2 separate regions of the Homo sapiens genome follow, and region 1 is linked to region 2. A link is an interaction called in ENCODE POLR2A ChIA-PET data of the cell type or tissue named here. Cell type or tissue: GM12878. All regions are shown on one strand. Links, peaks and the distances in the headings refer to the core of each region. The heading gives the core; the rest is flanking DNA.

Evidence for each region. Peaks named below come from ENCODE experiments on the same cell type or tissue, not always from the same donor. Only the 100,000 strongest peaks of a DNase experiment are listed, where the experiment ranks them.
Region 1: POLR2A ChIA-PET joins it to region 2 with 10 read pairs; 1 of 35 experiments calls an interaction of 5 or more read pairs at or near these places.

The regions. Positions count from the first base shown.
Region 1 is chr6:9,514,658-9,527,312 of GRCh38, reverse strand. No RefSeq gene overlaps it. Among named protein-coding and RNA genes, the nearest start is that of HULC, 870 kb to the right of the region's middle. RefSeq lists enhancers at 6,426-6,475, 6,882-6,961. In GM12878, for the core only: no CTCF peak of the experiment used is centred there; DNase peaks (open chromatin) are centred at 6,002, 6,332 and 6,872; H3K27ac peaks cover 689 bases.
Region 2 is chr6:9,759,807-9,772,461 of GRCh38, reverse strand. It overlaps the pseudogene OFCC1. Among named protein-coding and RNA genes, the nearest start is that of TFAP2A-AS2, 640 kb to the left of the region's middle. In GM12878, for the core only: no CTCF peak of the experiment used is centred there; DNase peaks (open chromatin) are centred at 5,711 and 6,176; H3K27ac peaks cover 470 bases.

The sequences.
Region 1 (12,655 bases), core at 2,777-10,776, 250 kb after region 2:
TTTTCTGTCTCTTACCCCACACGTGGTATGGATACCTGTGTTGTTTGGCCCCATCTAATGTCTTTAGGACTGACTTTTTCAAGAAGGATAAGAAAGAAGAAGAGAAAGAAAGCTGCTCTTATGTTTATATGATAGTTCATCTTGAATAGCTTTCTTTTCTAAAACTAACATTTGATTTATTGAAGTTATACATTTATACAAAACCTGGTTTATTTAAACCTTTAAGTTTAACTTACATACTTTGCCATTTTATTTTAAAGTTAAGTATTTTTCTTATAAAAGTAACATTTTCTTTTACTTGTTTTTGGATTAAAATTTGATTAATTCAATTTGAAGAGATTAAATTTCTCTGAACAATTTGCTTCATTAATAAGCAGATTTTTAAATTGCCTTAAAGATCACATTTTTATGCATAAGTTTAAAATACTCAACATTGTAGCCTTCAAATGTCCAAAAGTGAAGATTTTTAACCCAACAAAACTTTCCGAACACTTTAGTAACTCTTAAAAAGCGAATAAATTAAACATATAAACATAGAAAACACATTAGCTAAAGCATTGCAATAGTGTTTATAAACTTGCAAAATTTTCCCACACCTAAGACCTTAAAGTCACAAGACTTCATATGCCACATTTTAAAGACATGATAAACATTTTAAACAACAAACACAAATTATCTTAAAGTGAATATAAAAATATTAATAAGAGTTTTCATGCTCTGTGACTTCTGTACTTAATTCTAAAGGTTCCCAGAGTTGTAAATTAATTTAGCTAAGTTCAAAAGAACACATTTTAAAATCAGACAGCTAGAAATCAGGATCCCAAATAGATATTAATCTCTTCATATTCATTGCAGCATGATTCACAATAGCTGAGACATGGAAACAGCCTAAATGTCCATCAAAAGATGAATGCGTAAAGGAAATGTGTATACATACAATGGAATAATATTAAGCCTCAAAAGGGAAGGAAATTCTGTCTCAGGCTACACACAGATGAATCTTGAGGACACTGTGCTAACTGAAATAAGCCAGTCACAGAACGACAAATACTGAACGGTTCCACTTATATGGGATATCTAAAACAGTCAACTTTATAGAATCAAAGAAATTGAATGGTGGTAGCCAGGGGCTGGGACACGATGTGGGGGATGGGGAATGAATAATCAATGGAGCTAAAGTTTGAGTTAAGCAAGATGACTAAGCTCTAGAGATCTGCTGTACAACATTGTACCTAGAGTCAATGATAAAGTATCGCATATTTACAAATGTTTTAAGAGGGTAGATCTCATAAGTGTTCATACCACAAGAAAATAATTATGAGCTTACATTTCTCCATCACACAATGGTGAAAAAAATTATCAAGGGATAGCTAGCAACCTTGCAGGAAAAACATTTCTTACTATAACCCAAATGACCCTACATATAAAGAAATTAACCAACATTGAAAAGTTAAGAAACAGAAACAAAACAATTAAAAAGAAGAAAGAAAAACAAGAAAATGAGCGTAAACTCTGAAATCAGTGTATAAAAATATAAGCTGAAACTTTCAAGTGATGAAGAAAATTAGCTGCAACCTAGATGAGGTTAGATTTCCATCTACTCAAATCAGAAGACAAAACATGTAAAAGACTACTTAAAGAACTGGGTAAGGAGTTGTATGAAAGATCTCCAGGTGAATTCCAGGTGACAGTGTAGACTTCTGGGCTTTCAAGGACAGTGAATTGTAAGAATGATCCCAGGGTATCTACCATGTACAATTTGGGTAGAATCCCACTGAAACTAGTTCTTACGTCTCAGGCCCGGCCTGGCACATCTGACCTCTAGGCAAACATCTTAAAGTGTCAATTTTTTCCATCTGGTAATTGCAATCTGTCTGATTTTAAAATAGTTTTCAAAGTTAAAAGCTTATTTGTTTTTTTTTTCTGTAAATTTTAAAGGTATTACTGCTTAATGCATAGCTTCTCTTGTTGCTTGACAAGAGTGATGTTGATTCTCATTGTCCTCTTAATGTAGGTAAAATTTCTCCCTGATTGCTTTAGAATATTAATATGTTTTTCTTTTGCTTATGTTCTGCAGTTTTGCTACAGCATGTCTATATACAGATTTAGCTATTTATTTTCTGTTGGGTACTTACAGTAGCCTTGTGTTCTGAAGACCTTATATATTTCTTAAATACTGAAAAAAAAAAAAAAAACCCAGCAGTTCCTTTTAGAAGTATTACCTCGTTACCATTCCGCGCACTCTCTTCTAGTTGTTTTTTTTTTTTTTTTTTTTTTTTTTGAGACGGAGTCTTGCTGTGTCGCCCAGGCTGGACTGCAGTGGCGCGATCTCTGTTCACTGCAAGCTCCTCCTCCCAGGTTCACGCCATTCTCCTGCCTCAGCCTCCCGAGTAGCTGGGACTACAGGCACCTGCCACTACTCCAGGCTAATTTTTTTCTTTTTTCTTTTTTTTTAGTAGAGACGGGGTTTCACCGTGTTAGCCAGGATGGTCTCAATCTCCTGACCTCGTTATCCGCCCGCCTCCGCCTCCCAAAGTGCTGGGATTACAGGCGTGAGCCACACCACCCGGCCTGTCTTCTAGTTCTCTTATAAGACAAAGGTTGGAAGCTCTCAACTGATCTACTTTCTCTTCTCCTGCTTTTTAAAATTTTGTCTATTTAGCTCTGTCCTGAGTTCTTGTTGGAATCTTTTGCAATTCAATAATTCTCACTTCTGCCGTCTATAAACTATGGTCTGTCCTGCCTTTTTTCTTGTTTGAATATAATATTCTATGAATGCTAGAGCCAGACTACTCTTCCACATTCTAGGTGTATGACCTTGGATAAGTAACTTCATCGCTGTACCTCAGTTGTTTTCTTTCTTTTTTCTTTTCTTTTTTTTTTTGAGATGGAATCTCGCTCTGTTGCCCAGGCTGGAGTGCAGTGACACGATCTTGGCTCACTGCAAGCTCCCTCTCCATGGTTCAGGCCATTCTCCTGCCTCAGCCTCCCGAGTAGCTGGGACTACAGGCGCCCACCACCACGCCTGGCTAATTTTTTGTATTTTTAGTAGAGACAGGGTTTCACCGTGTTAGCCAGGATGGTCTCGATCTCCTGACCTCGTGATCCGCCCACCTCAGCCTCCCAAAGTGAGTTGTTTTCATTTTTAAATGAAGATAATAATAGTATCTACCTCGTTCAGTTGTAGTAACATACTAATTCATGCAAAACATTTAGAAAATTATCTGGCCTAAAATATGCCAGATTATTATTATCTTTACCTGTTCTTGATTTACTTGTGACTGGTTTTGTTTTACAAGTTTTAAAAAATAAGTAGAATTCATGTTTTCCTTTTGAACGTTTAATACATATCTCAAAAGCCTGGTCAGACTCATCTATACAATTCATTTAACCTATAACACATTTTTATTCCAAGTGGTTTTAACTTACTTTATTCACTTTCTTATTCACATGCCTTAGAAATTTGGTTTATATGCTGGCAATGAGTGGAACCATCCCAAAGCCTTTACTCCCCATCTCTGTGCTAAGCCCTCCCTGTCCAATGATTTTCTGTTTATATGTATAGCCTAATCCAGAATCAGGTCAAGTCATAGAAGCAGCTTTCCTGACTCAAAGCCAGGCTGGGGATATCACATATCTCAGGAATGAGCTCAGAGGGCAGCTGACTTAGCTCCTGGTTGAAAATCTGCACTTGGTTTCTTGATGTGTTATGTTCCAAGAGTCATGGCTGCAGACAGAGATTAGTGATGACTTTTTGTCTTACTTTCAGGTTTCAAATTGTGAGGAGGCTTTTTTCTTCTTCTTTTCAATTCTATTTGAAGTTTAATCTCCATTTTCCTTCAGACAAACTCAGTCGCCACGACCTGCATTCAACTTTTCATTTCTTGCCCCTCACCATTTTATGTTTCTGCTCTCTTTCTGGCAACAGAGATGTTTACTGTATTTTTGATTCTGGCTATGTCCTCTTAGTTTTTCTCGTTTTTTACTTTTTATCTGCCACGTGCATATGTTTGAAGCAAGGAAGGCATTTGAAGCTTGATCTGCCCACCTGATTTCTAGATAGTCATGTTTCTCTTGTCTACACTTTTATTCTGTTCTTCATTTTTAGATTGACACAAATTGCTGGTGGGTATGTTGCCAGTTTTCATATCACAAGTAGATATGCACACCCAACACAACACACACACACACTCACATACACTCACATGTGTAGATCATTTGCCCAGGCTCAGAATATTGAACCTCTCTTGTGACACAAATTCAACATTAACAAAGCAATTCTTATATTTTTCCAGGATGTTAGAAACCAATCAGAGTTTTGTCTTTTTTTTTCAGTTGTGTTCTAAGAAATGTACTAATGTGTTCCAAGTGTTTATAAAAGTATTTGCAAGAAAAAATTATATTTGGGATTATAGTTGACCGAGCTGTTGGGGACTCTTATCCATTGTGAATGATAGTGCAGCTTTACCTCCAATAGGCTATGTCTTTTTCTTTCATGAATGCCAGTACTGACTACTGTTTAGTCCAGTTTGTTACTGATATGAAATGTCATCTTTCCAATGCTTTAAAGATATAACCTGTTAGAAGGTTTTTGTTTTGTCTTGAACTAGAAAAACGATAGTGGCAAAACACTGATAATTTTGCAGCAGTGAATCCTCTTTCAAAACGACAGTTCTCTTTGATCAGACAAAAGCTAGAAAATGTATTGTCACTTTTAAAACTACTTAATCTTTATTACCTTTTGCATGATGTTTTCAACAATAATAGAATGTTAACGAAGAACAATTTTAGTGGTGTTTCCAGTCAATAAATGGCACATACCAAAGCAAAAAACGTGGGAAAACCAGTTTTGCAGCACTTTTCTGACCATCTAGCTCTGACACTGAAAAAAAAAAAAAGGCTGAAGATAATTTTTGGATTGTGCCTTGGGTCCTGTGAATTCTACTCCTTGTCCCAGATGTGGCTGCATGCATGAAAGAGCTGGGCTGAGATTATCTTAGATTGTGTTGGAGAGAGCTTTCTAATGAACAAAGAACATTTTCAAATGTTCAAATGTTGTGTAAATTCAAATGTTGTGTAATAAATATTATGATGACGGTAGGCCTGAGATTCTACAGGGCTGTGTACACAGGCAAGGCCACTGATCTAGACCGTTAGGGACACTGTGACCATGTGACCTACAGGAAGAGTTGTATTTGCATAAATTAAAGTAATTGCTGAAGACGAATCCTTAACAATGTAAGAGGAGGCACTAGAAATGACCCACAAAAGAGTCACATAAAATATCTGCCAAGTTCAAGAACCAATGCAATTTCCCAACAATATTAATCTAATAAGACGTTTTGCTCTTCTCCCTTCTGCCCAAACTTCTCCCTCTCTCCCATTCTGGAGGGTCCGAAACCAAGCTCGGTGGGATGGAGAAGAGGAGGTAATGTATAAGGCAGGGGAGGGGAGAGTAACCAGCCCTCTTACTACACAGGCCTGGGCTGGACAATGGCAAGAAGCCCTTACTTATTAAATTTGAGGATGGTACCACTATGTGGAGATGATCTTTTTAATCACTGAACAGAAACTGATTTCATTATTTGCCTGTAAGCAGAAAAACCAGAGGACTTGTCAAAAATTGCATCCAAGCATAGGGGAAAAACAAGCCCCATATAATACACATGAAAGATCAAAATAAAATCCTTCTTTGATTATCCTGCAAGTTATGTTTCTTTGGTGTAACATTTATACATGTAAAATGGGATTAATAATATAATAATAATAGTTACCTGGGATGGTTGTTGTGATAATCAAGAGAGACAATATGTGTCAAAAGATGACATACACCTGGCTTAAAGAAAGTATTTGCTGCTATTTTAATAGTCTTCCTGTTGTAACTTTATCATGCAAAATCACGTGAGTGGGCTGGAGAACTGAATAGATTAGTAAAGGGGAAAAACAAATTATGAAGAAGAGACAGAAATGGAAAACCCCACTGATTTGCCGATTATGTGCAGTGCATAGGGAAAGCCCACAAGGTGAGAGGCTGAGAATGGCTATGGGGGAGATAGGAATCAAATCATCGTTACCCAGAGGCTGCAAGAGGTTTTCACATCAGGCCTCCAAGACCAAATTGTCACACAGGTCACTACCTTGGGCCTGAGAAGTCAGTTTATCTGCCTGGTCTTTTGTTTATTTATTCAGCTAAAATCTTTGATATTTTCTGTGGAAGTCTGTGAGACAGAATCATGGCAGTCAGAAGAGAAACAAGTTATCCTGTTAAAAAGGTATTCTTTATTAAGTTTAAAAATTTCCCCCAATAGTTCATTGAATGACTCACTTTCCGAGGATTTTTTCATGAATATGTGGTATTTAAGGATGTGACTCATATTCTTAGCAACGTTGTAAATTTGACACATTAAGACAAACGGTTGAGACACATACAGAACAATAATGGGCTACTAATGCAGGAAAAAAATCTTTGAAATCAAGATGAGACTTCTGTTTATATGGTGATATGCCTGGATTTCATATTAGCCCATGTTTTATATTTGAGCCGAAATGTTAAAATCCAATCACCATAATGTTCTGAGCTACATGTTTCCAAAACAGCTGATATGGTTTGGATATTTGTCCCCTCCAAATCTCACATTGAAATGTGACCAATGTTGGAGGCAGTCCTTGTGGGAGGTGTTTGGTTCATGGGGGAGGATCCCTCATGAATGGCTTGGTGCTGTCCCCGCAGTAATAAGTGAGTTCTCGCTCTGTTTGTTCACGGGAGAGCTGGTTCTTTAAACAGCCTGTCATCTCCCTTTTGCTTCCTCTCTCGTCATGTGATATGCTGGCTCCCCCTTTGCCTTCCACCATGATTGTAAGTTACTTAAGCCTCATCAGAAGCCAAGCAGATGCTGGTGCCATGCTTGTATGGTCTGCAGAACTGTCAGCCAAATAAACCTCTTTTCTTTATAAATTACTCAGTCTCAGGGATTCCTTTATAGCAATGCAAAACAGACTAAAACAGTAGCTGATCAATTCACTTCACATTTCAATTTCAATTTTTTGAAATTCAATTTTTATTTCGATTTTTTCTCCCACTTTCATAAAATAGTTAACTGAATTCTGTATGGAATTCCTAGGATGCTTTCATGCCATTTGGACACAATCAAGCATCCATCATGTCCATTAGATTTTTAGTTCAATTACCAAAAGGACATTTTCCTCCTCAACATAAACTTGGGTGTATGAGACCCTTAGAAAGTAACTTCATTGTGTTGATCTTAATCTCATAATGCAGTTTACCTTTCTCCCAAGGAGCAGTGTACTTATTACAGAAGAAAGCTATTTCCAGTATCTCTCCCTGTGTGTGGTGGGTGTTACATTTATAGCAAAGATCTACAAATAAGGTTTCAGTATTTATGTTTGCTGTTCTGCTATACTGTTTTCTATTGATCTGTTTTTACTAAGACTGATGGTAAGGGCTATGGGATATAGAAGTTATTTTGAATTTCTGTTTAGATAAAATATATCAGTGCATTTAGTCATCATTGGAAATATATGTCCAAATGGGTTTAGTCGATGTTTAGAGGCTAAAATTTTCATGCAGAAGAAATTAATCATCTTTGTAAGAACTTAGAGTTAGTAAAGTTAGCATAATCTGAATGTCATATACTTGATGATATTTAAAAGAGAATAGATTGAAGTAAGAGTCGATACAGGTAGATCAATGAATATCATCAGAAATGTAGATAATTAAATAATTGTAAGAAAATTTCCACATTCGTGTGACAGTGCACACAACTAATTATACTAATCACAGTATATATATATGTATATGTGTGTGTATATATGTATATATGTGTGTGTGTGTGTGTGTATATATATATATAGATTTTTGTTTCATCCAAGAAACAAAGAAAATTGCAGTTCAGCATTTTCCTTAAGATACCTAATGGTATAGATGCTAATTTTATTTATGTCCTGTGTAAAAACTAATTGCATAAAAAAGAAGAATAACAGTTTAAAACCAGTCTAAATAAATGCTATTACTTATAAATTAGGGGAGGTGATATCTAGAATACAATGAACTGTTTTACTTACATAGTTTCAAATATCACTCCAATCAGGAAATACCTTACAATAGAACCCCGTGATGCATATATTCTGCTTCACTTTGGAGGCCCTATGTTTATATTAGGTCAAAATAGTTACTTTGAAAAGTCATCTATTTATTTGGTCACTTGCCTAATCGATTTTATGTAAAAACAGTTTGCCTAATGCCAAAAAATAGAAGCTACTTGCTTATGGCTTGAATATTTGGACATTGTTTTAACCCCATTTTATGTAGATATTTTGGTATTATATATATAAAACAGTCTTATGAGTCCTGCAAAATGGACTTAATGCCATGCTCAAAGTACCCTAGAGAAGATTCTAATGAAAAAATTGATGTCTCAATGCTTTTTCACCCTACTCCCTAAATGTTATTTCTTCGTTTCCTTATTCTTCAGCAGTTTTTATTTACATTTTTATTTTTTAATTGATCAAATAAAAGTTATATATATTTGTGGTATACAGGCGGTTTTGATATATACATGCACACATACACACACAAACACACACTCTGAAATGATTAAATAAAGTTTACATATTCATAAAGTTAAGTATGATGTCACATACTTATTTCTTTTTTTGGTGAGAACATTTAAAATCTACTGTCTCAGCAATTTTCAGGTATCAATACCTTGTTATTAACAGTAGTCACCATGCTGTACAATAGATCTCCAGAACTTAATCTTCCTATTTAACTGAAATTCTCTACCCTTTAACCAACATCTTCCCATTCCCTCCACTTCCCAGCCCCTCTGACAACCACTTTTCTACTCTGTTTGTATGAGTTCAACTTTTTTTGGTTCCACATATAAGTGAAATCATCTTCACCTCTTTACTTCTATTATAAGTCACATTTTATACAACAATCTCAGTCTGTATTAGGCTGAAGCCCAACTAGAACCTCCCAATTCTTTGCTAAAGTAGACAATGTAGCTGGCAGGGAAAGCCACCTATTCTAGGGGAATAACCTACAAACAATGTCAGTTTTAGATCTGACCATATCCTCCAATATTTGAAAGTGGCCTCCTGACAGTTCTGACAGTTTCAGCTATTGCAATTAGACCTGTTCTGATCAAAAGGGATTGTCCAGAATGTATTTATAAAATACGGATGGGGTTTAAACCCGTGTTATTCATCCAGTTAATCTAATTACTGCAGGGCATCTGTTTGGTGATCAGCTCATGCTTCCTTTGGGCAAGTTGAGGCATTAGAAAGATATGCTCTTGAACACTCCAAAGGTTTAGTATATTGTTCACTGAGTCATACTCTGCAGAGGGGTATGTGTTATTCAGATTAAATAGAAACTCTAGGTAAATGTAAATTATAATTATATGGATTGAAAAGCATGGGGATAACTCAAACCCCCTACTTATTCAGACAGATGTTAAAAATAGAATTTCGGAATACCTGGATACCTAGAGGAATTATTATTTAGAGCACATACTCAGATTTCATCTTCAGTAATTTTATCTTTGAATCACAAATCTAATTCCTTTTCTAATATAGCAGTACTTTTTTTCTTAATTCCACCTAATACTTGAGCTAAGAAAACATATTTTTATTGACTCTAATATTGGGAACCTTGAGGAAGAGCAGAAGTAGTAACACAGGACAACCTACCTTCTATAACCTAGTAGTTTTGGGGTTTTTTTAAAGCATTTTTCTATATTTGAAAATATAGAATTATATATTTCTATATTTGAAAATATAGAAATATATAATTTCTATATTTGAAAATATAGAAATTATATTTCAAATATAATATTTGAAATATCAAAATTCAAATTTAAGACTCAGGAGAGATCACCAGAAAGTGTGACTTTGAGTTGATAGTAATGTGAGCTCACTTAATCACTTACTCGCTCATTCATTCATTCAGTCACTCATTGAGTCTAACTCTGTGCCAGGCACTGTATACACCACTGTACACACCCTTGAGGTAGGCACAACGATGTCTGATGACTTAAAGCTCACTGCTGGGTGATTGGCAGGTGGAAAGAAGAAGGTGAAATAAAAATGGCAGCTGTACTCAGTTGACTTTCAGGCTTTACCTAGGACTAAAAAAGTTTATCAGAGGTCTTCTCTGGGAGGTCCTGAAAGGAAGTGAAATGTACAAAAAAGGCTGCCACTCCCTCTTTGCTGATGTAGCTACCTCCAGATTTTCAGTTCCATTTCAAGGGATTAAGACCACTCAATTATCACTTGCTTTACAGAACCAGGAAACATTAGTGTAGAAAAACTTGAGAAGTTACTCACTTAGATATGAATGGTGGAACAAGTGGGAAAAGGGAAAGCAAGAAGCAAATAATTCAGTTCTAATTGTTGCAGAAAGAAAGAGAGCGAGCGAATGGAGCCAAGTATTCATTCTGCCTCAGGTAATAAATGATGAAGAATGAAGAAAGATACCCCTCTGCTGCCGTCAATTCAGGACGCTGGTACAGGCACAGCATGGGCCCATGGAGAACACCTACACATCCAGCCCTACCTGAGCAGCAATTTCCTTCAGAAGTGCAGCTCTAGGTTTTGGTTTTATCTGAGGAATCACCTTCCTCCTCCTGCCAAGGAAGTAAAAAGTCCTCTGGAGTTATTAAATGATAAGTCAGAGCAATTCAAATAAAAGGTGATTAGCACCTCAAAGAACCTCACAAAAGCAATTTCTAGAGGTACTCTTTGCTGCAGAAGTCCTTTACACACCCAAATCCCTTGGCTCAAGGTCCCATCACGGCAGATTAGAGGTTGCTGGGTGGAGTGGAGCAAGTGTTCCTCTCGTTGGGATGGTTGGCTACGTCTCCCAGGAATGCTGACTCACAGGAGAAAGAGCAAGGGGAGGATCCAGCCTGCAACCTCAGCCCCCACAGGGTGTCCAGTTTACACAGCCCAGGGCCTGTCATTCAACAGGAGCCCGGGTTAAAACCAAAGCCTCACATTGGCAGCAAAGCAAGATACCAACCTCTCAAGTAAAATTTGCTGTGCGCTGCATCGGCCTCTATTTAAAGCTGATCAATCCTGGTAGGGCCCCTGTCACTATAAACTGCACTTCTCAGAGCTGTATTTTTAAGTAGGGAACTGCTTACAATAGCCATTTACAACTGTATGCTGTTTAATTAGCCAGCCTGGGCAGCGCTGCAGGCATAGATCACTTTGCTTTAAAGATTTCAGAATGTTAATAGTACAGTATATCATTTTAATTATTACTGGATTAATGTTGTGTCTCGAAGAACACCTAATGCAAATCATGAGGAATGGCCTGAAGTGACCCAAGGGTTGCGAGGTTTTGGAAAAGTAATAGTTCTGATGCTTAAATATAAGGACATTTTCTTTGTTCAAATGTCAGTCAGCATTCAGCAGCAGGGCTTTGTGGGGGCAAAGCTTTGTTTCGTTTATTAGTAGCAGTATTCTGCAGTTCAGGCTAAGAAAGGCCAAAGAGTTGGGTGAGAACTGCGAGTCTAGTGTGGTAGCCACCAGCCAGGCATGTGTGCTAAGAAGCGCTTGAATGTGAGTATTCTTCAGTGAGAAGTGCTGTCAGTGAAAAACACACACAGGATTGCAAAGACTTAGTACAAAACGAGGTGTAAAGTATCTTACTAATTTTTTTTATATTGGTTTCCTCTTTCAATGATAAAATTTAAGATATAAATGGTTAAATAAAAGCCATGATTAAAAAGTAGCCGGGTGTGGTGGTGCTCACCTGTAGTCCCAGCTACTAGGAGGTGTGAGGCTGAGGGGGGAAGATCACTTGAGACTGGGAGGTCAAGGCTGCAGTAAGCCATGAATGTGCCACTGCACTCCAGCCTGGGTGACAGAATGAGACCCTGGCTCAAAAAAATGAAAAAAAAAGTTAAAGATATGAAACATTAATTTCACCTTAATTTTTTAAAACTATTTTTAGTTTAGCTATTAGAAAATGTGTAATTACACGGATAGCTCAAACTAGTGACTCACATTTCATTTCATATGGCCAATGCTGGCCTACATTTCCAGGAAAAAAGAGAAAACTCAGGCCAACAATAAAAGTGCATTTAAAATTTCTTCTTTATTACCACTAGCTATATGGCAAGACGCTGTTAGTTTCATTTATACACACATACATGCACACACATATGTACATATGTGTATACATATGTGTAGGAGATACATATGTATATGTGAGATACATGTATGTATATATACATGTTTATACACACATACATGTGTATATATAATATGTATCTCATATATACATATATATCTATCTCTCCTATATCATATAGATGAGAAAGAGATATGTATCTTTTTTTAAAAACTTTTTTTAGTTTAGCTATTAGAAACTTTTTTTTGGCCAGGCGCAGTGGCTCATGCATGTAATCCCAGTACATGCGAGGCTCAGGCGGGCAGATCACTTAAGGTCAGGGTTCAAGACCAGCCTGGCCAACATGGTGAAACCCTGCCACTACTAAAAAATTACAAAAATTATCTGGGCATGGTGGCGTGTGCCTGTAATCCCAGCTACTTGGGAGACTGAGACAGGAGAATTGTTTAAACCCAGGAAGCAGAGGTTGCAGTGAGCTGAGATTGCACCACT
Region 2 (12,655 bases), core at 2,674-10,673:
TGGCTCCTGTAACATTTTCTTCATAGCAGCTGCAAAGAAATGCCATAATAACTGCACAAGAAATGGAAGGGTGTTCAATATTCAATTGATCACCTATGCTGTATAGGATATGGTACCAGATAATACTTATATCCTTAGTATTGTAAAGCATTTTACATGCTATTCTCACGCCTCCTATAAGAATCATATACATACATAAATTATACATATGTGTAAATTATATGTTATATAAATTATATATGTATAATATTTCTAATGTAATATATATGTTTATCTTCACGATTGTCTTATCTCTATTCTTTAAATTTAAAACTTCAATTCATGGACTTTAAATAATCCATCTGAGTTCACAAAGTAGTAAAAAGACTTGAATGTGTCTTCTGATCACCACCTGACTACCCTTTTTGCTATAGCACTAGATATTTTACATTTTCAAAATTCCTTAAAATACTTTCACCTCTCAATTTGCATTGCATTGGAAGAATGTTCATTCATTGTTTTGTGACCGATGTTGTATTTGACCACCAATATTCACAAACCAGATTTTAGTCTATGAGTTTGAAAATCAGATTCTAAGTTTTAGCAACTTATATTTAAAGATTTGCTTTTGATTTCTGTGGCAGGTCAGTATATGAGTGACAATACACACAACATATACAATGTGATGTTTTGGAATAAATTTGTACCACCAATTTCTATTTTAAAGTATAGATATGAATCTCTTTAAAGACATTGCTGTTGAAAAAAATTAATGATGATGCTCTTAGGGTTCAGAATACAGACAGAATTTATAGTTGTAATGAGGCAGAAAATCTATTTTCTGTCTTCTGAGTGTTGACAATATGGCTCAGGCATTGTTTTTCAGGCATATATTTAAGATATACATTTGTGCTTGGAAGACTGTTTAGATTATGAAAGTGCTTCCATGTGAACAGGCTTCATACATCCTGATACTTACCTGGGAATTTCTCTGCACACACTTACCTTTTGTTTTGGAATCAGAAGTTATTTCTTTGTATTTTTTCCCCTTTTGATCAGTTCTTTGGAGATGAACTAGTTTCCATTACTTTATGTCTTCCCAAAAATCCATCTGAAGGATTTTTTAGTGCATTAATTTAGATATTTCTTAAAGGAAATATAAAAGTTCAAGAAATGTTTGCAGTTTTTAGTATTCACAGATGTTTTTCTTTATGACTTGCCAACTAGAGGTAATGTCCACTGTTGTTATTATAATGTGAGTACTTAATAAAATGGCCTCTAATTGCTATTTCTTGAGATCTACCATATGCTTATAACCATGTTAAGTGCTGCGGAAGACAAAGAAATATACTATAACCTGTTTCTGCTATGAATTTAGTTTGAAGAAACTATGTAGATATTCATAGAGAAACCAAAAAGAAAGCAATTTATGCACTGTGTCATGAAAAACCTCCATCAAATCAGCAGCTTTGGTGGATAAACCAAATTTATGGTATAGTTCTTGGTAGCCATTTCAACCTTCTATTGAATGAGATTGAATAAAGTATCTAAGCAATTCATAAGGAAATGCCATCAAATTGAAATTTTAAATAGTTACAAAGGCTTTTTATCAGCAACCTGGCAAGGTGTGCCAATCAAATATATTTAGTTGGGACAATTCAAAGATCTCATATTTTTTCAAGAATATTGGTACTCTTTAATTTACTTAGGGATGGAGTAATTAAAAATATCAACACTGAATAGTCTACTCAAAAATACTTGTATGCTGTAGAAGCTAAAAAAGATAAAAAGGACCACAATGAAAGGCACTTACTTTAACTTGATATCTGTCATAACTGGATTTTGTTCTTAAGGTAATCAAATTGATCAATTTCATAGTAAAATAAATGAGCCTTGTTGAGTTCACTGGGGATTTGATGACATATCTAATTCACCCGAGTTTCATGCTTAGGTTTTCCTGGCTACAACAACCTGCCAAGCCAAAGCAACATTTTGCGATTTCAAGCTATTCCAACTACGAAGTTGTGCTAAAACTTGTATGGACTAATATCAAGGAATTTCAACCAACTGACCTCTTACAAACAATCATTTAAAACATTTGACAAGGGTCTAAATAAAAGGGAAGAGGAGTTTTAACAAAACTGTCTTATAAATGCAAGTCATGCCTGATTTTCTGCTTCTCTAGACTAATGATTTTCAAACTCCTTATCAGCATGTGGGTTAGGCCATTCTTGCGTTGATATAAAGAAATACCTTAGTCTGGGGAATTTATAAAGGAAAGAGGCTTAATTGGCTTATGCTTGTGCAGGCTGTATCAGCATAGCTGCAGCATGTGCTTCTGGTGAGGACCTCAGGAACCTTGCAGTCATGGCAGAAAGCAAAGCGGGAGCTGGCACATCAAATGGTGAGAGCAGGACCATGAGAGAAATGGGAAAGGTGCCACACACTTTTAACCAACCAGGTCTCACAAGAACTCACTATCTTGAGGACAGCTCCAAGCCAGCCATGAGGGATCCATCACCTTGATCCCAGCACCTCCCACTATGCCCCACCTTCAACACTGGGGATTACATAACATCTCAACCATGTCAGTACCATTTATAGTAAAAGCTTAACAGGAGACCCCAATAAATAAAACAGGTAAAACCCGAGCTTTTATGGTGGGAGAGGAAGAAAGAGCCCTGCTAGGTTAGCTGCTCCCCCTCCCTATTCCCTGCCATAGCAGGGCCCCAAGAACCCTTAGTTGAGCCACAGGGCTCAGTCTGCCTTCTGGACCCATCATCACAGGTTACAAAATTTTCTCAAGTTCTAGTAAGGAGCTCCGTAGACATTATGCAATTCCTGTGCTTAAATGGATGCTGTTGAGAATCACAGGCTGGGGGACTCAGGAGCTATTGGCGACAATGCTAGAATGAAGTAACCTGCCAGAGCACAGAACAGAGGCAAAGAGAGTCCTGGTAGCCTTCAAGTCCTTGATTCCGGTGTTCTTGAAATTCAGCAGAATTTCCTTCTCTCTGCCTTCTCCATAGACTTGTTGTTCAAACCTACCTTCAAATTACTCTGTTGAGAGCTAGTTCAAGTTGCATTTATTCCACTTGCACCCAGAAGTCCTGATTCAATACAAATACTGTGACCATCATTATGTTTGTCTTTCCATTCTGACAACATTTACATAAGCTGTCCCATGTGAAATAATACAAAAGTGAACATGTCGTGGTCTCTGCCATTACAGAGATAAAAATTTAGTGAGGGTATCTGGAGCATAAAGCAATAATTTCAATGCAAAACCCATGCCTAACGATGCTTCTTTATGATCAATGATTCTATAAGTCATTCTGGGGAAAATGTCACTGAAACTAGGTGAACTTTCAATCTGCTATTAATAAAACACTTCATTTTTTTCATATTTGTTAATTTCTTTGACAAGGGAGATAGCCTGACGGATCATTCTGTGAAAGGAAAATCAACTGTTTGGAGAATTGGAGAAGCTGAAGATTATTCACAGGACATATCTTACTTGGAGGAACTGGAGGAACACCGATTTTCTGTTTGGTGAGTCACTATATCCTTTCTTTCCATTGTCAAATTTAAATTTATTGACTCCAGCAAGAATTATTATTTTATTATTTGTTTATTCAAAATATTGATTGCCTTCCTATTGTAGGCTATAGAATGTGTACTCTGACTTCAGAAAGTTCATAGTCCAATGAGGAATATTAATGTTTAAAAACATCAATGTGATCTGATGATGGTATTTTTAAAAATTGCTCGAAGTGCAACATGCGCACACAGAGAAGATGATGGCTAAATTTACTAGAGAATGGGGAAGGGTTCTCAAAAAAAGTTTGAGCCAAGTCTTGGGGAGAAGATTGTAATCAAGAAATGGTGACAAATTGGTGTGGGCAGAGTCCAGAGATGGAATTAGGGGGATAGTTGGGTTTGACACATGCTGGATCCCTTAGTTCACTTAAGATCTAAGCAGGTCATAATTACTGCTCTCTCTACTTGGTGATGTGTTTACGGGTGTATCTGTTTCTGTGAACGCACATATAACTGATATGGAAGAGAAGTGCTGGGACGGGAAGGGCGTGGTCCCTTTAAATGATACAGAAGCGGGGAAGGGTGTGGTTCCCGGCTAGGGCTCCACCCCCAGGCCTGTGCCCATGGACCTAGGTGAGGACAGGCATTTTTGTTTTCCTGCCCAAATGTTGCATTTTCACCCTGGCCTGCCACACCAACATCCTGTGCCTAAAAAAACCCCCAAGACCCTAGCAGGCTGACACACAGGTGGCTGGACGTAGAGAGGAGCACATCAGCAGAGGAACACATGGGTGGCTGGATGTCGAGAGGGACACACTGACAGGCACCAACAGGCTGGCAGGCCACTGACTGGCAGAATGGCACACAGTTTGGCTGGGGCAGTCAGAGGAGAGCCTGGGCTGCCTTTCTCCAAGAGAAATCCTTTCCATTCCATCCCTTTCTGGCTTCCCCCATCTGCTGAGAGCTACCTCCACTCAATAAAACTTTGCATTCATTCTCCAAACCTAGGTTTGATCCGATTCTTCCAGCACACCAAGGCAAGAACCTGGGATACAGAAAACCCTCTGTCCTTGCGACAAAGTAGAGGGTCTAATTGAGCTGGTTAACACAAGCCGCCTATGGAAGCTAAACCAAAAGAGCACTCTGTAACACATGACCACTGGGGCTTCAGCTGTAAACATTCACCCCTAGACACTGTTGTGGGGTCAGAGCCCCAAAGCCTGCCCATCTATATGGTCCCCTAGAGGTTTGAGCAGCGGGGCACTGAAGAAGCAAGCCACATCCCCATTGCATGCCCTGCAAGGGGACAAGGGAACCTTTCCTGTTTCCTAACAAACAAACAAAAAAAAGCATGAAAGAGTGGGCAATGGATCTTCTCAGAGGTAAGGAGTACAGAATTTTGCAATGGTGGTGTCCATCAATGGTGGTGAGGAGGAATGACAGTGGCCATGTGACATGAAGAGTGACCTTGGAAAGAAGAGATGGTACCTAGTCAAAGTCATTCATACCTACCCATGGCCTCCCTGCCCACCCCAAGATCTATTCCTGAAATTCTTTTTCCACTGGGGATTTATCTGATTTGGTTCTCAGAATTTACTTTCACTCTTCCATCCTGGAACCACCATCGGAAAACATGGTATCAGCTCAAGTTTCCTGTGCCCAGTCACATTTTTTAGAACTCCCATTGATCTTAACTTAGAACTCTAAATGCTTTCACCAGTGCTTTCCTGATGCTGCCAGAGTGTGGTATTCAGGCCAAAGAGTGAGTTGTTTTCCAGATTAAGAGAAGCAGGGTCTGTGACTGAGAAGCATCAGGCATAAAGGGAAGCTACAGAGCTCAAAGACAAGAAACACGCATGGCTCTCCTAGAAAGAAAACATGTACAAGAGATGCTATTTGCTAGTAAGAAAAAGGCATGCTCCCTATTCTTCAGAAACTCTGTGATAGTCTCTAAGGGGAGTAGTGACATACTTGTTAGATTAGATTCAATAAAATAACTTCCAGAACAGAGGTTTTAGGTGCTTACTTTGATGTATGTAGATGAGTGATATGGTTTGGCTATGTTCCCACCCAAATCTCATCTTAAATTGTAGTTCCCATAATCCCCATGTGTTGTGGGAGGGACGAGCTGGAGATAATTGAATCATGGGGGCAGTTTCCCCCTTCCTGTCCTCCCGATAGTGAGTTAGTTCTCATGAGATCTGGTGGTTTTCTAAGGGGGTTCCCCCTTCACTGAGTACTCATTCATTCTCCTTTTTGCCACCCTGTGAAGAAGGATGTGTTTGCTTCCCCTTCTGTCCTGATTGTAAGTTTCCTGAGGCCTCCCTGGCCATGCTGAACCGTGAGTCAATTAAATCTCTTTCCTTTATAAATTATCCAGTCTTGGGTAGTATATTTGTAGCAACGTGGGAACAGACTAATGCAATGAGAGGGCTGGAGCTTCTGGTGAGTCATATGCTAAGTTCTTAGTTCTTATTCGGGGTTCACCAGGGCTGGAGGAAAAGCTTCATTAAGCCCTCAGGCTCCCAGCTCTTCCATTTCTCCTGTTTTCCAGGCCTTCTCTGATGACTCAGCTCCCTGTTGCCCTTTGGGAATGACCTTTCAGAGTCTAGAATATGCAGTGTCACAATGCGGTTATTATCTTATGTGTTAAGTTAAAAGGCTGAAGGGTTTCCCAGGATCTCAGAGCTTCAGTTCCTGATTGATCCTTTAAGATGCTTTACTCTCAGGCACTATGCCTTCAGTTGGTGTCCTCTGATGCTCTAAGAAGGCCAGATGCTGGCAATTACAGCTCCTGGGGCCAAATCCTGTTCTCCCTCTGCGTTTGTAAATAAAGTTTAATTGGAACTCAGACACATTCATTTGGTTATGTGTTGTCTTTGGCTGTTTTCCTCTGCAATGGCAGAATTACGTCCTTGAGACAAAGACAGTGTGGCCCACAAAACCTAAATTATTTACTATTTGGGTCTTTCCCAAAAAAGTTTGCCCACCTCTGCTCAACACTGACTTAAATGCTTCTCCGCTGCTCTCTCGTGATGCCACTCACAGTACTTTTAAATTTTAAAAGTCATTTATTTTCTAATTGACAAGTAAAAAATGTATATATTTATGGTGTATAACGTGATGCTTTGAATTATGTATACTTTTTGTAATTGTTAAGTCAAAGTATTTAACATATGCATTTCCTCTCATAATTATGTTTTTCTTGTGGGAACACTCTCTTACTAATTTTCAAGTATACAATATATTGCTATTAATTGTAGTCACCATCTTGTACCATAGGACTTTTGCACTTATTCTTCTTGTCCAACTGAAATTTTGTATCCTTTGACCTACAACATTCCAACCTCCCCATTCCTCGGCCTCTGGTAATCATACTTCTACTCTCTGCTTCTGTAGGCTCAACTTTTTAGATTCCACATATAAATAAGATCATGCAGTACTTCTCTTTCTGTGCCTAGTTTATTTCACTTAACATAATGTCCTTCATGTTCATCTGTGTTGTCACAAATAACAGAACTTTCTTCTCCTGTAAGGCTAAATAGTATTTCAGTTGTGTTTATATGCTGTATTTTTTATCCATTCATCCATCAATGGACATGTAGGATGCTTGTGTATCTTGGCTATTGTGAATAATGCTGCAATAAATATGGGAACACTCGCATTATTTTAAAGATATTTGTATGCTTGTTTCCCTCTCCACGCTGAGCTCCTTATGCATTTTGGTCATGCTAAATCACTAAACCACTTTCAAGGCTTCATTTCTTGAAACAACCATTTTATTTGCTCACAATTCTGAGGGCTGGGAATTCAGGCAAGACATAATGGAAAGCTCTTCTTTTGGTCAAAATAAGTCTCAAGGCTAGCAAGAGAAGGAATAGACTTCCCTCTTGATGCAGGAGTGGAAAGGTGATATTGCAAAAGGGCATGTTGGAATGGAAGATATTGTGTGGCCATCTTTAGAAACAGTCCACAACATTTTGCTTCATTCATTTCTGTGGGCACAGTTCCTCTCATAGGGTTCAAATAGTTGCTGAACGAAACAAGTTAAAGGAACCAAAAAGGTGTAGTCTCTGTAGATAGATGAACATGAGTATGAATTCCAGTTCTGCCACTGCTGTGTAATCATGAACAATTTGTCTGAGCTCTCTAAGGCTGCCTTCTCCTGTGTCAAACTAGAATAATAATATCTGTGTCTTGGGATTTGATGGATATTGTGAAAGTTGAGAGATAAGGTACAGAAGATATTCTTACAGCAACTAAAACACATAGATTTTTAATAAAGGCAATTATTATTAACATTATTAATAACCCATTTTAAGGAAATACATTTTCCAAGGGTTAAAATAGAGGGCATAGGTCACTCTGAGATGATTTATCACTTTCTATGTCTGCCTTTCTTTCTGTTCTTCAGACACACTGAATGCTTGATGACATCAGCGCCTTTCCACTTTATCTAGCATGTTCTGCCTGTTCCTAGCGATGTGATTGGAGGTTGCAGCATCCACTTTATGTCCCAGAGAAGCCTTTCCTGACTCTCTATGCAAAGTGGGACCCACCTCTATTTTGGCAATTTGCTTTTTCATCACCTTGTTGGTTTCCTTTAAAGTACTTAACCCCAATATAAAATAATCTTTCCTGTTTATTTCATTGATTTGTTCATTTCTGTTTCCTCTGACTAAACAGAAGCTGTAGGCAGGAATCCCCCTTATCTGGTCACTCCTAGGTCTCCAGGTCCTAGCTTTAGGGTACCTGGTACATAATATGACCAGCAAATACTTACCGAATGAGTGAATAGAAGGAGGAATACGTGATCACTTCTCTCTCTCTCCCAGACCCCTTCGCTATTATACCTATTTATTGACTTCCAATCTCTCCCTTCTCTTGAAACTGCTACCATTAAAAAAAGGGTAATATGGGATAATTAACCACTATACACATTTCTTTTTAAACCAGGGGTTGAGGATATGGGGGCTGCTGAAACCTCTATAAATGTCTGTTTTAAATGGTTTGAGATACAATCTGAACAATTTCCTTGATGTTTTATTAGAGCTGGTAAATCATTTATTGGGGCAGCCTTTACCTAAATCCTCTCCAAATCCCCATAAAATGCATTTAACACAGAATACTGTACTACCCAGCTTCAAAGATATTATATGATGTCGGGTGGGAAGCATTTGCTGCAGTGCAGCAAGTTTAAATATGTATGTTTTCTTTCTTTCTGTCTGATGTGCTCTATCTCCTACCCCCAACTCACTCCTCCCTTTTCCTCCAGCACTCATTTGAATATCCCAATGTTGGTGAATTTGGTAGATTGTGAAAACTTCAGGAGGTTCTAATACATATTTTTGATGTATAGGACTCTTAGCTAATCAAATGCAAGTTTATTTCATTTGTAGCTGCAAATAATTTTATAAAAATGGCTTCTGAAACCTAATTTTAAGACTGTCGTACTTTTTTTCTCAACCAAAAAGATACTCAGCTGAGTTGCCGCTAATGACATCCCTCTTCCTGCACATCTCACTCTAGTTGGTCAGCTGCCAGCAGGGTCAGGTAATCTTAGGTGACAATCTTTGGGATAGTCCCTGAGAGGATGTGCATCCTGACTGCCTTTTTTGTCAGCTGCAAGACCTCTATTCACAAGATGTTTACATTTTTACTTTGAGATATATTCCTGTGTGACAGGTTGACTATCTTTTGCTTATGTGTTGGATAATATGAAATGCCCAAGATATTCCTCAATATTTTTATAAATTGCAAGCACTGAATACATGTTTGTTGAAATAATATACAAAAAGTTAGGGTAAAATAAGAAATATTGGTATTGCCAGAAGAAAGTTCTGGAGAAAAGGCCAGTGGTACAAAATTTGAGGATGACTTTAGATGTTCTGAGTCAGATTGTCTGTGGTGGCTCTCATTTCTTCCTGGTGGACATGTTTCTTTCCCAAAAGTGCCTTTGCTTCCCCTCTTTTCTGATTAACAGATCTCCCCTCACCTCACACATACTCCATGGGGTTGGGCATGATATATGTTATGTTCCTATGACCACTATGATTGGCCCAGGGGTGGGCATGTGATCTGAACCAGGCCACCCAAATCCTTCCCTGGAATTTTATATTCTATTACTTAGAAATAGAGATTCCTTCTTCTCTCCCAGGTACTAAGCTGCAGTGATTTCAGTTTAATGCTCCCTATGGCCAAGGCTACTGTTTTGCTAGTTATGCTTCCTCTACTACCTCTTGTTAACATTTATAATTTCTATCCTACTTGAAACCAGTAGCTGTAGGAGCCCTACTGATACTTTGTAGGTGACACATGTATGTTCTGTCCTACAGAAAAGAAAATGAACAGTTGAATTCTAAAAATTATATGTTAGACATGAGTATATAGAGATAAATGGCATATCTATAGATAGATAGATAGATAGATAGATAGATAGATAGATAGATAGATAGATATATGTGCATTTCAGGTCAAAAAAGATACTGTCCACTGGGAAGCTTTAATTATTATTATTTTCTGAGTGAAAGGACTTCAGGGAGAATGTTTACAATGTCCATTCAGTTAATTATGCAAATAGCCACTCATTTGCCTGTGTAAACAGAGCTATAGAATCCATTCCCTGTGGAGTGAATTGGGTTCCCTGCTTCGTAATGCAGTACCTTAATCTTTGTATAGTGATTTCTCCAAAGAAGTAAGCCAGATTATGTGATAAGTACCTCTGGAAATTGCACTAAAGACTGTTTCAAAACAGTAGATGTCACTCCAGTGGTTTAAAGAAGTTAACATAGTTTTCAGAGGTACCTAACTCCTAAATGGGGAGAAGGTTCAGTAACAAGACAATCTTAAAATGTTTCCATTAGTATTCAAATGTAACTTCGTGGGTAAGCAACCAGAGAACCACATATTTGTAGAGCAGAAAGGGGTTTTGGGATTATTTGGTTCAGCCTTGCCAGTTTATACAAGTATAAAGCTGGGACCTACAGAAGCTAAGTGACTTGCCTTAGGTCATCCAGCTAATAAGAAGTGGAAATGACACTAGAACACACTTCCTTTCCATTTCAATTCAGTCCCAATCATAAAAAGTAAATTCTCCCTAGAACTCTGCTAGTCTTTTCGTAGTTTCCTGTTTCTATCAATTTCAAGCTTCTTTGATATATATCAATGCATTGATGAGAGTGCTGATTTGGGGGAAAATGCATATGATGGACTTACCTCTGTGGCAAGTCTCCTCCCGGCTACAAAGGTAGGGAATAGGCATATGCCCAGATGTTTGCAAAGTGCACATTGCTGACCACACAGGCTGAGCTCTTTTTGTGTTCTCGGCCAGTTGTCTATGTCGCTGACCTGACTGTACTGCTTAGGGGAGGTATGGGTTAACTACACATCACAACAGGAAAGTTATTCTTTAATAAAACTGATACACTTTCCTTTTTATAACACACATGTGATTTGACATTGAAATAAAATGCAGATGCTTCTTTGATTGGCGTATTCCCTGTTGTGCTTTTCTGAAACACCTTCACATATGGTCTGCCTCATTCCTGAGAAATGACTTGTTGTTTATGTCATACAAACAGAACAGATTGATTTTACAGTGAGTAAGGAGGTTGATGAATTGTACATTGGAGAGAAATCTTTGTCTCGGCAATCCAAACACTTGAAAATAAATGTTGCCTTTTGGAAAAGGCTCTCATGATACAACCATGATCCCTTTATTTCATGCCCCCTTTATAGGGGTTAAATAGATACAACACATGCAATCTCAGCAACAAAAAAGGTAGTTACAGTCACCTCAAAATATAATTTTTCTTCTTGCTTTGAAACATATCCTGAAACCTAACAGGTCAAAAAATGTCAGACTCGTCCCAAAGGAACAAACCCTAAATATTAACTTCAACATTGTGTCTGCACTATGACCAGAATGAAACATTCCTGATATTTGGTAGGAGAGCAGTACTCTTTTCTTATTTATCAACTGAATCTTAAATATAAAATTCTTATGCTAAGAAGTCTTCTTAAGGGCCTCCAACTTTCATTCCTTCAGAATTATTTTGTGCAATACGGTGAAAGCAATGTGCGCTCATTCCTCTGATTAGCTAACCATATCCATGGGTGCAGAATTTTAGTTTATAAATCTCTTTTCCACAGTTTTTTCATTTGGTGCTCAGAACACCCTTGTGATACTCTTATTCCCATTTTACAGATTATATATCTGAAGTCCAGAGACATTAGGTGGCTAATTTACCAATACTCAACTAGTGCATCTATGCTCTTTTCATATGGCGTGGAATTCTCTAACTAGTCTCAGATTCATACATAGACATTAGTTCATGCGTTCTGCAGTTTTAAAAATATAATGTCTTAAGTTGTATTCTACTGGCATGTTCTGCAGAGTTCAGTGGGTGTGGAGTGAGAATGAGATGCCATGCGGAGGGAAGCAAAGTCGGCTCTAGAATGGTTCATCAGAGCAAAATAACTATGGAGATCTATTCCTGACAGTAATTTATCAATGATGCACGTATAATTAGGGATTGAGTGATCTTTATTAGATGTGGCTAATGCATGACCATATATTTGTACTGAGAGGGAATAAGTCATGGTGGCTAAGAATACAGGCTCTGGGAACATAGTACCTAAACTCAAACAAATTAGCTTTACAAATTTCTAGTTGAGTAAACTTAGACAGGTTTCTCAAACTCTTTTTATCCGAATTTCTTTATCTGTACAAATGAAGCTAGAGGTACCAGCCTTATTTTAGTGAATTCAAATATGTATATAAAAACTAGAATAGTATAAATGCTCAAAGTATATAGCAAATGCTCAACAAATGTTAGCTATTACTATTATTGATACTAGTATTATCTTTTAGAGACAGAGTCTCAGTCTGTTGCCCAGGATGGAGTGCAGTGGCACAAACACAGCTCACTGCAACCTTGAACTCCTGGGCTCAAGCAATCCTCCTGCCTCAGCCTGCCTAGTAGTTGGGACTACAGGCATGCACCACCATGCCCAACTAATGTTTGTAATTTTGTGTACGGATGAGATCTTGCTATGTTGCCCAGGCTGGTCTTAAACTTCTGTCCTCAAGTGATCCTCCCACTTTGGCCTCCCAAAGCACTGGGATTACAGGTGT